3 separate regions of the Homo sapiens genome follow, and regions 1 and 3 are each linked to region 2. Evidence: chromatin contacts called from ENCODE Hi-C or POLR2A ChIA-PET data. All regions are on one chromosome and are shown on one strand. The core of a region is the stretch at or near the end of the contact, and the rest is flanking DNA. Distances in the headings are between cores, read along the strand shown.

What was found. Hi-C counts contacts between places; a loop is a spot of excess contacts on that map. ChIA-PET counts read pairs that join two places held with the same protein, here RNA polymerase II (POLR2A). Pooled maps may share reads with other maps.
Region 1: a loop to region 2 is called in a pooled map, with 2.2 times the contacts of the local background. The contact joins the enhancer-like site here to the promoter of ODAD4 in region 2. A Hi-C loop is called at or near these places in 1 of 50 pooled maps. POLR2A ChIA-PET finds 5 or more read pairs at or near these places in 4 of 52 experiments (B cell, CD8-positive, alpha-beta memory T cell, activated T-cell and 1 more).
Region 3: a pooled map shows a loop between it and region 2 (4-fold over the local background). The contact joins the enhancer-like site here to the promoter of ODAD4 in region 2. A Hi-C loop is called at or near these places in 2 of 50 pooled maps. POLR2A ChIA-PET finds 5 or more read pairs at or near these places in 4 of 52 experiments (B cell, CD8-positive, alpha-beta memory T cell, activated T-cell and 1 more).

The regions. Positions count from the first base shown.
Region 1 is chr17:42,311,486-42,316,409 of GRCh38, reverse strand. It overlaps STAT5A (signal transducer and activator of transcription 5A), which reads right to left. Exons shown (of 19, transcript NM_001288718.2): 19 at 4,467-4,924. It overlaps STAT3 (signal transducer and activator of transcription 3), which reads left to right. Exons shown (of 24, transcript NM_139276.3): 24 at 610-3,086. The coding sequence ends at 665. Among named protein-coding and RNA genes, the nearest start is that of STAT5A, 25 kb to the right of the region's middle. RefSeq lists silencers at 3,628-3,787, 3,908-4,007, 4,078-4,217. Within about 2 kb of position 3,674, at least 29 of the 41 ENCODE cell types and tissues checked have a DNase peak (open chromatin) inside an H3K27ac peak, as active enhancers do.
Region 2 is chr17:41,928,364-41,932,829 of GRCh38, reverse strand. ODAD4 (outer dynein arm docking complex subunit 4) reads right to left here and starts at 2,213. Exons shown (of 12, transcript NM_031421.5): 1 at 1,993-2,213. The coding sequence starts at 2,106. It also overlaps a transcript of ACLY not described here. RefSeq lists enhancers at 2,105-2,204, 2,385-2,474, 2,187-3,090.
Region 3 is chr17:42,334,900-42,339,326 of GRCh38, reverse strand. It overlaps STAT3 (signal transducer and activator of transcription 3), which reads left to right. Exons shown (of 24, transcript NM_139276.3): 5 at 1-13; 6 at 515-596; 7 at 1,470-1,564; 8 at 1,741-1,892. Among named protein-coding and RNA genes, the nearest start is that of STAT5A, 49 kb to the right of the region's middle. RefSeq lists a silencer at 1,474-1,523 and an enhancer at 1,654-1,963. Within about 2 kb of position 1,671, at least 6 of the 41 ENCODE cell types and tissues checked have a DNase peak (open chromatin) inside an H3K27ac peak, as active enhancers do.

The DNA.
Region 1 (4,924 bases), core at 2,425-4,924, 380 kb before region 2:
ATAAAAATTAGCTGGGCATGGTGGCGCATACCTGTAATCCCAGCTACTCAAGAAGCTGAGGTGGGAGGATCGCTTGAGCCTGGGAGGTGGAGGTTGCAGTGAGCAGAGATCGTGCCACTGCACTCCAGCCTGGGCGACAGAGTGAGACTCCATCTCAAATAAACAAAACTAAACTAAAAAGAAAAAGTTGAGACCTTTTTTTATTCTTTTTTTTCATACTAAGCCTTTAAAATCCAGTGGGCTTTTGACAGCCACAGCACAGCTCAGTTTGGACAAACCAAATCTCAAATGCTTGGTGGCCACGTGTGTCTCGGGGCTCCTGAATTAAACAGTAGATCAAGGGCAGAAGATCTCAGGACAGCCTTAGAGCTTCTGTAAACATGGAGCTCTGGGAATCAGTTAAGGTGGGAATGAGAAAGGACCCTTCCCGAGGCAGGGTCCTCCAGGGAGGAGGGTAAATCTGGCTTTTCTGACCATCCCTGGGCCTTAAGGGGCAGGAGATTGGATAGCAGTGGTAGCCTGGGCCCTGTCCTCTGAAGGGCTGGGGGCGTGGCCTGCCAGTTGCAGAGGGTGGACAACTGAACTAGTTTTCCCTGTCTGTCCCTCCAGAGTCCCTCACCTTTGACATGGAGTTGACCTCGGAGTGCGCTACCTCCCCCATGTGAGGAGCTGAGAACGGAAGCTGCAGAAAGATACGACTGAGGCGCCTACCTGCATTCTGCCACCCCTCACACAGCCAAACCCCAGATCATCTGAAACTACTAACTTTGTGGTTCCAGATTTTTTTTAATCTCCTACTTCTGCTATCTTTGAGCAATCTGGGCACTTTTAAAAATAGAGAAATGAGTGAATGTGGGTGATCTGCTTTTATCTAAATGCAAATAAGGATGTGTTCTCTGAGACCCATGATCAGGGGATGTGGCGGGGGGTGGCTAGAGGGAGAAAAAGGAAATGTCTTGTGTTGTTTTGTTCCCCTGCCCTCCTTTCTCAGCAGCTTTTTGTTATTGTTGTTGTTGTTCTTAGACAAGTGCCTCCTGGTGCCTGCGGCATCCTTCTGCCTGTTTCTGTAAGCAAATGCCACAGGCCACCTATAGCTACATACTCCTGGCATTGCACTTTTTAACCTTGCTGACATCCAAATAGAAGATAGGACTATCTAAGCCCTAGGTTTCTTTTTAAATTAAGAAATAATAACAATTAAAGGGCAAAAAACACTGTATCAGCATAGCCTTTCTGTATTTAAGAAACTTAAGCAGCCGGGCATGGTGGCTCACGCCTGTAATCCCAGCACTTTGGGAGGCCGAGGCGGATCATAAGGTCAGGAGATCAAGACCATCCTGGCTAACACGGTGAAACCCCGTCTCTACTAAAAGTACAAAAAATTAGCTGGGTGTGGTGGTGGGCGCCTGTAGTCCCAGCTACTCGGGAGGCTGAGGCAGGAGAATCGCTTGAACCTGAGAGGCGGAGGTTGCAGTGAGCCAAAATTGCACCACTGCACACTGCACTCCATCCTGGGCGACAGTCTGAGACTCTGTCTCAAAAAAAAAAAAAAAAAAAAGAAACTTCAGTTAACAGCCTCCTTGGTGCTTTAAGCATTCAGCTTCCTTCAGGCTGGTAATTTATATAATCCCTGAAACGGGCTTCAGGTCAAACCCTTAAGACATCTGAAGCTGCAACCTGGCCTTTGGTGTTGAAATAGGAAGGTTTAAGGAGAATCTAAGCATTTTAGACTTTTTTTTATAAATAGACTTATTTTCCTTTGTAATGTATTGGCCTTTTAGTGAGTAAGGCTGGGCAGAGGGTGCTTACAACCTTGACTCCCTTTCTCCCTGGACTTGATCTGCTGTTTCAGAGGCTAGGTTGTTTCTGTGGGTGCCTTATCAGGGCTGGGATACTTCTGATTCTGGCTTCCTTCCTGCCCCACCCTCCCGACCCCAGTCCCCCTGATCCTGCTAGAGGCATGTCTCCTTGCGTGTCTAAAGGTCCCTCATCCTGTTTGTTTTAGGAATCCTGGTCTCAGGACCTCATGGAAGAAGAGGGGGAGAGAGTTACAGGTTGGACATGATGCACACTATGGGGCCCCAGCGACGTGTCTGGTTGAGCTCAGGGAATATGGTTCTTAGCCAGTTTCTTGGTGATATCCAGTGGCACTTGTAATGGCGTCTTCATTCAGTTCATGCAGGGCAAAGGCTTACTGATAAACTTGAGTCTGCCCTCGTATGAGGGTGTATACCTGGCCTCCCTCTGAGGCTGGTGACTCCTCCCTGCTGGGGCCCCACAGGTGAGGCAGAACAGCTAGAGGGCCTCCCCGCCTGCCCGCCTTGGCTGGCTAGCTCGCCTCTCCTGTGCGTATGGGAACACCTAGCACGTGCTGGATGGGCTGCCTCTGACTCAGAGGCATGGCCGGATTTGGCAACTCAAAACCACCTTGCCTCAGCTGATCAGAGTTTCTGTGGAATTCTGTTTGTTAAATCAAATTAGCTGGTCTCTGAATTAAGGGGGAGACGACCTTCTCTAAGATGAACAGGGTTCGCCCCAGTCCTCCTGCCTGGAGACAGTTGATGTGTCATGCAGAGCTCTTACTTCTCCAGCAACACTCTTCAGTACATAATAAGCTTAACTGATAAACAGAATATTTAGAAAGGTGAGACTTGGGCTTACCATTGGGTTTAAATCATAGGGACCTAGGGCGAGGGTTCAGGGCTTCTCTGGAGCAGATATTGTCAAGTTCATGGCCTTAGGTAGCATGTATCTGGTCTTAACTCTGATTGTAGCAAAAGTTCTGAGAGGAGCTGAGCCCTGTTGTGGCCCATTAAAGAACAGGGTCCTCAGGCCCTGCCCGCTTCCTGTCCACTGCCCCCTCCCCATCCCCAGCCCAGCCGAGGGAATCCCGTGGGTTGCTTACCTACCTATAAGGTGGTTTATAAGCTGCTGTCCTGGCCACTGCATTCAAATTCCAATGTGTACTTCATAGTGTAAAAATTTATATTATTGTGAGGTTTTTTGTCTTTTTTTTTTTTTTTTTTTTTTGGTATATTGCTGTATCTACTTTAACTTCCAGAAATAAACGTTATATAGGAACCGTCTGATAGCATGGCAGCTCTGTTTGGCTGGTGGAGGCTTCCTTTTCCCCTGCATAAGTTCTGAGGGGGCCTCACACACAGGTGGGGCCTGGGATAAGGGCCGGAAAGGGTCTTGAGAGGAGGTGGTTGCCTTAATCCCCCCCGCCAACCCCCTTATGTTAGCCACCAGCCCGGAGGTAAGGGGTGCCTGGAGGAGCAGGAGGTCAATAGTCCAACGGCAGAAAGGTGTCAGAGTGGAGGCCTCCCTCCCCGGCCCCCTCCTACCCCCCAGAGCGGCCTCGTCCTGTCTGGGGTCAGATAAGCCACCTAAGCGGGGTGGGGGGTAGATACTCCCACCGCACCAAGGCCTCCCCTTCCACAGTTGGCTCCTTTATCACTTTCCCTTCAGTTCACCCAGCGGGGACAACACGCAGACACCCGGTGGTGGCTGCAGGGCCCCCGGCAGCCAGCGGTGATAATGCAGGGAAAGGCGCCCCAACCTCAGCTACGCGGGCGCCCACAGGGCTTCTCCCCACCCCTACACGTGCCCCAGCGCCCTGGAGACCGCGCCTGGGAGCTACGAGCGAGCACCTTCCCTCGCAGAGATGGATCAGATTAGCCCCCTGGGGCGGTGGCACCTGCCCGTCCCCTCCCCTCCTCTCTTCTCCCACCCCCGCCTTCCCCCTGCTCTGGGCCCCCTGCACCTCCCTCTTGGGGCCCACGCGCCGCCCCTCTCCCTCGCTTGAGCTCTGAGCTCAGAAGGAACCTGCCCGCAAACCTGGCTCCCAGCCCCGCCCAGGGAGCGCGCGTCCCTGAGCCCAAGGGCCCCAGCGACAGCAGGGACTGGCTGCAGCCGGCAGTGCGGGGGTCCAGCCGGGGCGAGCCGGTCCCGCTTGCTGCACCTCCGCCTCGCACAGTCGCCGGCAGCCAGCTGAAAACAGCGCAGCCGCGTGGTGCCACCTGCTGGTCTCTGGGAAGGAGGAGGATGGGACGGTTGTTGCGGCTCTGGGACTGCCCCTGGCCCCGAGGGTTGAGAAGCATCTTGGCGCCGGGCCCTCAGCCGCCAGCTTCGAGGCTGCTGGGAGCAGCAGCTGCTAAGGAGAAGCCTGGGTCAGAGTTCTGCCCACCCGCGCCCATCTCCATCATTTCCCCAAACCTCGAGTCCCCTGCTTTTTAAGGAATCTGTGCCCCCTAAACTGGCTCCTTACCCTTCTGAGAAGCATTGACAGTATTCCAGGGGTGGCCAGCACCCTGAAAACCACAGCAAAGCGGGCAGAGTTAAAATTTAAGACTAAAAATGACAGCATCAGGCATGCACGCGGGAAGGAACAGAACAACCAGCTCCAGGGGTTCCCATCACCCAGGGAGGCCACCAACGCCCCAACCAGGAGCCATAGCAGCAAATTTATGAAAAAAATATTTTATTCCAAAACACTGTTTACACAAATGTGTGGTCTTTGTACAAAGTACAAAAAAACCCCTCTTCTCATCCCCACCTCCCTTCAGAGAAGTTTAAACCTTGGGCTCTCAATCTTCCATGGTCAGCTGCCCCTGACTGCGAGTCCTACAGCCTCAGAGGGAGGAGCGTGTGGGGTTGGGAGCAAGGCCTCACCAGAACACAGCCAGTTACGCAACAGCGCAAGGCCTGCTCCAGGCCCCACCTCCAGCGGAGTCAAACCAGATCAGCTTTTACCCCTCACTCCAGATTCCACAGGCACGCAGCACATGGCTGATTTGCAGCTTGTCTTTCACTGCAGTTTTTTGTTTTTGTTTTTTCCAGGAGGCAAGAGGACCAACCCTCCAAGTCCCGGGGCCCCTGTCCACCCACCATATCCTAGACCCAATCTTTTCTACCTCTTTGT
Region 2 (4,466 bases), core at 964-3,463:
ACTTTGTGAGGCCAAAGCGGGAGTATTACTTGAGCTCAAGTGTTCAATACCAGCCAGGGCAACATAGCAAAACACCTATCTCTACAAAAAAAAAAAAAAAAAAGAAGAAAAGAAAAAATTAGCCAGGCGTGGTGGCATAAGCCTGTAGCTCCAGCTACTTGGAACACTAAGGTGGGAGGATCACTTGAGCTCAGGAGTTTGAAGCTGTATTGAGCTGTGATTGTGCCACCACATTCCAGCTTGGGAGACAGAACGAGATCCTGTCTCTGAAAAAACAAACAAACAAAAAAAAAACAACAGTTTCCTTATGCAGATGTCAGATGTGTAGTTTTGTGGTTAGCACCTCAGCATTGGAGTCTGAGCCCGGCTTTGAATCCTTCCTCTGCCACTTGCTAGTTTAGCGACCTTGGGCATGTTGCTCAACTTCTGTATATTTCCTAATCTATAAAATTGAGTATGCACTGGGTGGGGTGGTTCACGCCTGTAATCCCAGCACTTTGGGAGGCTGAGGTGGGGGGGGATCACCTGAGGTGGGGAGTTCGAGATCAACCTGACCAACATGGAGAAACCCCGTCTCTACTAAAAATACAAAATTAGCCGAGCATGGTGGTGCATGCCTGGGATCCCAGCTACTCGGGAGGCTGAGGCAGGAGAATCGCTTGAACCTGGGAGGTGGAGGTTGGGGTGAGCCGAGATTGCGCCACTGCACTCCAGCCTGGGCAAGAAGAGCAAAACTCCATCTTAACAACAACAAAAATCCAGTCTGCTTAGCAGTGTGCCTGAGGCTGAGGCAGGAGAATCACTTGAATCCAGGAGGTGGAGGTTGCAGTGAGCCAAGATCGCACCATTGCACTCCAGCCTGGAGACAGAGCAAGACTACGTCTCCAAAACAACAACAACAACAACAACAACAACAACAAAAACCATCACCCAATCCCCTTAGGGTGGGATGATGCAATTTATACTAGGGTTACTATAATAATGTTGCTGGTTGGTGCAGCAGCTCACCTCAGTAATCCCAGCACTTTGGGGGGCCGAGGCAGGTGTATCACTTGAGGTCAGGAGTTCGACACCAGCCTGGCCAACATGGTGAAACCCTGTCTCTACTAAGAATACAAAAATTAGCCAGGCGTGGTGGGACATGCCTGTAATCCCAACTACTCCCTAGGCTGAGGCAGGAAAATCGCTTGAACCTGGGGAGGCGGAAGTTGCAGTGAGCTGAGATCTTGCCACTGCACTCCAGCCTGGGCAACATAGCAAAACTTTGTCTCAAAATTGATAATAATAATCATATGTTGCTTACTGGCCACCTTTTATAAGCAACGGTGTGCTGGGGACATTGAGGCTTCTGCATGCAACCTCCCATCCAATCTGCCAGCAAATGATGGGAAGGTAAGGCTGCTCTGTGGAAGGAGGCCGGTTAATCATGAAACATTTAAGTAAAAGTGGAGGAAAAGGTCACTGTTAACGCAGAGAATGGAGATTGCAAGTGGGAACTGGTAGAAAATGGCCAACCACAGGGCTTATCTGTGACAGCAGTGTGTCCATCAAAAATCAGTGAATAATAGAAACAACAGGGTCCTCCAGGCATCATCAAGACCTCAGTGTTATCTGCAATCAAAAGGTGAGGGCAGGGGGCAGGCGCAGTGGCTCACGCCTGTAATCCCAGCACTTTGGGAGGCCGAAGCGGGTGGATCACGAGGTCAGGAGTTCGAGACCAGCCTGGCCAACACAGTGAAACCCCCATCTCTACTAAAAAGACAAAATAATTAGCCGGGCATGGTGGCACGCGCCTGTAGTCCCAGCTACTTGGGAGGTGGAGGCAGGAGAATCACTTGAACCCGGGAGGCGGAGGTTGCGGCGAGCCGAGATCGTGCCATTGCACTCCAGCCTAGGCAACAAGAGCGAAACTCCGTCACAAAAAAAAAAAAAAAAAAAAAAAAAAAAAGTGACGGGTGATGGGGTGATGGATAGGTTGAGAGCTCGACTCACGTTGCTGAAGCTCTGCGCGGCTTTAGAAAATTCCCCGCACAGGTAGAGCCGCTCGCCTTCGGCCATATAAGAGGGAAAGGTGCTTCGCAAGGTCTCGCCTTCGGGGTCCGACATGGTGACCGGATTTAGAGACGCTAAAGCAGAGACAATCAAAGAAAAGCTGGAGAACCTCTATCTGGTTTGTGGAAGCTCCGTTTCTTAGCAACCATGAGATGTACAGCGACTTCCGGTTCCGCCCCCGTCTGGCAAGGGCCCGGATTCTGGGTACAACCTGCCGGCGTGCGCTTGCGCCAGTTCTGCCGCGCACTGGGCCAGGGAGTGATGATTGCGTGGCTGACGGCTGGGCTGGTTAGTGTTTGCTGTTGCACGCTCTGGCGGTTCTCTCTGGAGTTGCTGCCTGAAAAGGCTCCCTTGTAAGACAGCCAAGAAAACAGGAAGAGGGTTGGAGGCAAAGTTCCGAATAGGGATGAGGCATACGTGGTAAGGATATGTGCACGGCGTACCGCCATTAGGGGGAGAGAGCACTGGGCTTGGAGTCAGCAGACTTGGGCTGACTTCGCTCCTGTCACTTCCTAACTGCGTGACCTCTCGCGGGGCATGTAAGGGCTCCCAGCCTCGAATGTTCCACCTGCCAAATAAATATGAAAATAATGGAACACTCAGGGATGCGAGGATTTGCATAAGAAAACATGGAAAATAACGTTGGGTTCAACATAATTTAACGCAGTTATTTGAGCAGCTACTAGTAGCGGGCCTTGACCAAGGCATATTCTGACGTCCTTCCCCATTCCCTCACCATCACCACTCCTCCAAAAGTGGACTAGGTGCTTCTTCTGGGCTCCAACGATACCCTAAGTAGCTTGCTTAACTGCCTTTACTACGTTACTTCCAAAACGTCCTAATGTCATTGTTAAAGTTTAAATAGTAAAAAGATGTCTTTAACTACAAATGCACACACACACACACACACACGGCATACATGTAAAACTGGGGATATTTGAGTAAGATCAGTGGATTGTATCAGTGTCAATTTTCTGGTTGTGTTATTGTACTAAAGTTTTTAAGGATGTTACCATTGGGAGAAACTGGGAAAAGGGTACATGGGATCTCTTTTGTATTTATTTCTTATGAACTGCATATGAATCTATGATTATCTCAAAAGGTTTAATTCAAAATATAAGAAATAATATGGTCCCTGCTTGAAGGAGTTTTATCTAATAGGGGAGAAAGATGTATAAACAAGTAACGGCCACTTAAGTGATATTAACTAGTAATTAAAAGTTCTGTGTGCCTGTGAGGGAGATGAGGACAAAGTGGTGTGAAACCCAGGCAAATGAATGATTCAGCCAGGGTCTGGGATGGGTTAGAGACATGTTCATAGAGGGGTAATATTTGAGCTGAGGGTGAGTATGGTGGAGCCCAGTAGACGTAAGTAGAGAATGAGAGCTAGGTGTGGTGGCTCATGCCTGTAATCCCAGTACTTTGGAGACTGAGGTGGGAGGATCGCTTGAGCTCAGGAGTTCGAGACCAGTCTGGGCAACATGGCGAAGCCCTGTCTCTACCACAAATACAAAAGTGAGCTGGGTGTGGTGGCGTGTGCCTGTAGTCCCAGCTACTCAGGAAGCTGAGGCAGGAGGATCACTTGAGCGTGGGAGGTCGAGGCTGCAGTGAGCCATGTTTGGGCCACTGCATTGTAGCCTGTGTAACAAAGCAAGACCCTGTCTCAAAAAAAAAAAAAAAAAAGGAAATAACATGTGCAAAGGCTGGAGGTGTGTACATTCACAGGGTGTTTAAGGAGCAGCAACAGGTTTAAGGACCTGCAGTGAAACTGGTCCTGTTCTAAGTTAAGGTGGGCTCATTGATGAGTTGAGGACTGTTGCTGGAGCAACCAGGATTAATCAGAAAAAAACCTCCTGCAAGGAAGAGATCTACAGATTCAGTGCAGTTCCAATCAGAACTCCAGCAGCTTTTTTTTTTTTTTTTTTATGGTGGAGTCTCACTCTGTCACTCAGGCTGGAGTGCAGTGATGTGATCTCGGCTCACTGCAATCTCCGCCTCCCGGTTTCAAGCTAGTCTCCTGCCTTAGCCTCCTGAGTAGCTGGGATTACAGGTGCACACCACCATGCCCAGCTAATTTTTTGTATTTTTAGTAGAGATGAGGTTTCACCATGTTGGCCAGGCTGGTCTTGAACTCCTGACCTCAGGTGATCTGCCCGCCTCAGCCTCTCAAAGTGCTGGGATTACAGGCATGAGCCACTGTGCCTGGCCCCAGCAGCCTTTTTTTTTTTTCAGTAATTAACAAGCTGATTTTAAGATTTATGTGGAAATGCAAAAGACCTAAAATAGCCAAAACCATTTTGAAAAAGAAGAACAAAAGAGAACTTAAATTCTGTGATTTCAAGACTTATTTTAAAGCTACGGTAATGGTATTAGCATAAATATGTAAATATATATGGATTAATGGAACAGAAATA
Region 3 (4,427 bases), core at 422-2,921, 410 kb before region 2:
GAAGAGAGTGCAGGTGATGCAAGTTACAAGCCTCGGGCAGGGAGCTTTCATTAATTTTTTTTTTTTTTTTTGAGACAGGGTCTTGCTCTGCCACTCAGGCTGGGCTGCAGTGGCATGATCACAGCTCACTGCAGCCTCGACCTCTCAGGCCCAAGCGATCCTCCTACCTCATCCTCCCAAGTAGCCGGGACCACAGGCATGCACCACCACGCCCAGCTAATTAAAAAAAAAAAATTTGTAGAGATGGGGGTCTCCCTGTGTTGTCCAGGCTGATCATGAACTCCTGGGCTCAAGTGATCCTCCCAACTCAGCCTCTCAAAGTGCTGGCATTACAGGCGTGAGCCACTGCACCTGGCCAACAGGGAGCCTTCTCTTGGGGATACTGCCTGCAGGTCCTGCATGTATCTTTTTTGAGGTTTTGGCTTCATTTGAATTCTCCTCAGAAACTTTATATTTTCTGTTCCCAAGGAAATCTTTCTTTACTTCTGTTTTTTTGTTTGCTTATTTTAAACAGGATCTAGAACAGAAAATGAAAGTGGTAGAGAATCTCCAGGATGACTTTGATTTCAACTATAAAACCCTCAAGAGTCAAGGAGGCAAGTGAATATTAGAGATGTTAAAATCTCTAGAAAGTGAGTTTGTGTTGTTGAGTTGAAAGACTCATTTGTCTTAACTCTGTTTAGATCTTAAGGCGGGCGGGGCGCAAGGGAGGTACGGGTCCTCAAAGGAGCCTGGTCATTAAGGACAGGAGTATTCCCTCAGGTCCAGGAGTATTCCCTCAGGTCCAGGAGTATTCCCTCAGGTCAAGGAGTATTCCCTCAGGTCAAGGAGTATTCCCTCAGGTCCAGGAGTATTCCCTCAGGTCCAGGAGTATTCCCTCAGGTCCAGGAGTATTCCCTCAGGTCCAGGAGTATTCCCTCAGGTCCAGGAGTATTCCCTCAGGTCAAGGAGTATTCCCTCAGGTCCAGGAGTATTCCCTCAGGTCCAGGAGTATTCCCTCAGGTCCAGGAGTATTCCCTCAGGTCCAGGAGTATTCCCTCAGGTCCAGGAGTATTCCCTCAGGTCAAGGAGTATTCCCTCAGGTCCAGGAGTATTCCCTCAGGTCCAGGAGTATTCCCTCAGGTCCAGGAGTATTCCCTCAGGTCAAGGAGTATTCCCTCAGGTCCAGGAGTATTCCCTCAGGTCCAGGAGTATTCCCTCAGGTCCAGGAGTATTCCCTCAGGTCCAGGAGTATTCCCTCAGGTCCAGGAGTATTCCCTCAGGTCCAGGAGTATTCCCTCAGGTCCAGGAGTATTCCCTCAGGTCCAGGAGTATTCCCTCAGGTCAAGGAGTATTCCCTCAGGTCCAGGAGTATTCCCTCAGGTCCAGGAGTATTCCCTCAGGTCCAGGAGTATTCCCTCAGGTCAAGGAGTATTCCCTCAGGTCAAGGAGTATTCCCTCAGGTCAAGGAGTTTTTTCTTCCTTCGCAGACATGCAAGATCTGAATGGAAACAACCAGTCAGTGACCAGGCAGAAGATGCAGCAGCTGGAACAGATGCTCACTGCGCTGGACCAGATGCGGAGAGTAAGGGCATAGGTCGGACCACTTCCCCCATGTGTCTCGCTCACTTGCGGGATTTCAGCGTCTTGTGGCAGAACTTGCTTGGTTTCTAAGAAGTTCCTGCTCTGGAGTTGACTAAAGAATGTGGTTAGAGACAGTCTGAGGAAATGTTTTCTGACTTTGTTTTGGTTTCCAACCAGAGCATCGTGAGTGAGCTGGCGGGGCTTTTGTCAGCGATGGAGTACGTGCAGAAAACTCTCACGGACGAGGAGCTGGCTGACTGGAAGAGGCGGCAACAGATTGCCTGCATTGGAGGCCCGCCCAACATCTGCCTAGATCGGCTAGAAAACTGGTAAAGGATGAAAGAAGCTTTTCCTTTCTTTCTCGAAAGCTAGATTGAATTCTGATCTTAACTGCAGGCCCACAGAATTGGTACTATATCTCCAACGTGGGGACTTTTCCATATTCAAATTTAGCCCAAGAATTAAAGTTTTTACTTTATTTCGGCCAGGCGCTGTGGCTCACACCTGTAATCCCAGCACTTTGGGAGACCAAGATGGGCGGATCACTTGAGGTCAGGAGTTTGAGACCAGCCTGGCCAACATGGTGAAAACACATCTCTACTAAAAACATAAAAAAATTAGCCGGGCGTGGTGGTGCGCACCTGTAGTCCCAGCTACTCTGGGCGGCTGAGGCAGGAGAATCACTTGAACCTGGGATATGGAAGTTGCAGTGAGCGGAGATCTTACTACCGCACACCAACCAGCCTGGGAGACAGAGTGAGACTCCATCTCAAAAAAATAAAAATAAAATAAAGTTTTTACTTTATTTGGAGAAACTTTGTTTTAAAAAATGTATTTATATTATTATATTTTAAGTATATTTTACTTAATAATTCAATTAAGGCTTTTGGTTTAACTGTATTTAACAGATAGACAAACCTTTTAATTTTAGTTATTTTAGTAATCTAAAATGACACATGCCCTTTTTAAGGGAAAAAATTCAAATACAGAAAATTAATCAAGAGAAGAAAAAATTTTTAAATGAAATCATCAGCAGTACTAGTAGTTAAAATTTAGTTGATGCTCAATCTAGACATCTGTCATTATGTATATACACATTATGTATATACACATAAAGATAGAAATTTATACAGTTTATATTAGGATCATTTTTTTTTCTTTTTTTGGAGTCAGGGTCTCACTGTGTTACCCAGTCTAGAGTACAGTTATGCAGTCATGGCTCACTGGAGCCTTGACCTCCTGGGCTCAGGCAGTCTTCCCACCTTAGCCTTCTCAGTAGCTGGGACTACAGGCATGCACCACCACACCTGGCTAATTTTTAAATTTTTTATAGAGACAGGGTCTTACTTTGTTGCCTGGGCTGGTCTCAAATTCCTGGGCTCAAGGGATCATCCCACTTCGGCCTCTCAAAAGCTCTGGAATTATAGATGTGAGCTGCCGTGCCCAGCCCAGGATCTTCCTTTATATGCTTTTCTGTAATTTGCACTTTTACCTTCATCCAGCATATCTTACTGCAACCCTTCCTGTGCAAGGCCCTATAGTGAGCATGTTGCACCAGCTTGCCTTAGGAGAAACTTGAGATACAGAGCCTGCACTGGAAATTTAGCGCAACTCTACATGAGAATGCCTGTCTATTCATATCCTCACTAACCCTGAGTGTTGTTAATTTACTGAAAGCAGTTTTAAATGCTTCCTGACCAGGGAACGAAGAAGCTTAAGTTCTGGGAATGGGAGGATAGAAGTGCCAGAAAAGAGCTCAGGAGTTCAGAAATCCCTGCAGCGGTCCCCCTCCCTCTCCTTTCACTTTCTGTCTTTCTGGTCTTTTGGTCTTTGTTACACTAGTGATAAACCATCAAAGAATGATGGAATGATGCTAACTTCTCTCTTTTTTTAATTTTTTTGAGACAGAGTCTCACTCTGTCACCCAGGTTAGAGTGCAGTGGCATGATCTTGGCTTACTGCAACCTCCTCCTCCCAGGTTCAAGCGATTCTTAGTCACAACCTTCCAAGTAGCTGGGATTACAGGCCCATGCCACCATGCCTGGCTATTTTTTTGTATTTTAGTAGATCGACCTGCCTCGGCCTCTCAAATTTTTGGGATTACAGGTGTCAGCCACTGCACCTGGCCTAATATCTCTATTCTTGGAGATAGATTTAATGAGCTTTTTCTCCCTCTCTATTCACTTATTCCTTGTGCATGTTATCAATATTTTGAAACATAATGTCATGTCCTTTGATCAGTTGAAGGCTGACATTGAAAAGGCTTATGGGGATTGGGTGTTGTGGCTCACGCCTGTAAATCCCAATGCTTTGGGAGGCAGAGTCGGGAGGATCACTTGAACCCAGGAGTTTGAGACCAGCCTGGGCAACAAAGTGAGATCCCATCCCTACAAAAATTTAAAAAACTAGACATGTGCCATTACACTTCAGCCTGGGTGACAGAGTGAGACTCCATCTCAAAAAACTAAACTAAACTAAACAGGCATGGTGGCACACACCTATAGTTCTAGCTACTCAGGAAGCTGAGGTAGGAGGATCACTCATGTCCAGGAGTTGGAGGAGGCAGTGAGCTATGATCATGCCATTGCACTGCACTAGGCCACAGAGTGGGACCCTGTCTCAAAAAAAAAAAAAGAAAGAAAGAAAAGAAAGGGCTCATGTAGTTCAAGCCCTTCTCTTCATGCAAGGGGATGCTAAGGCCCATGATGGTGAAGGGCCTGGCAAAGCTTGCACAGATAGTGTGTGACAGAGCTGGCTCAAACCCATCTTTGGGAGCTGTCTAATCTCTTTTTCTGAGTCTTTATGTTCATAGACAAGTTAGGATGAGTAAAGTAAGTGCTAAATTCCATATTTCGTGTTCTGCA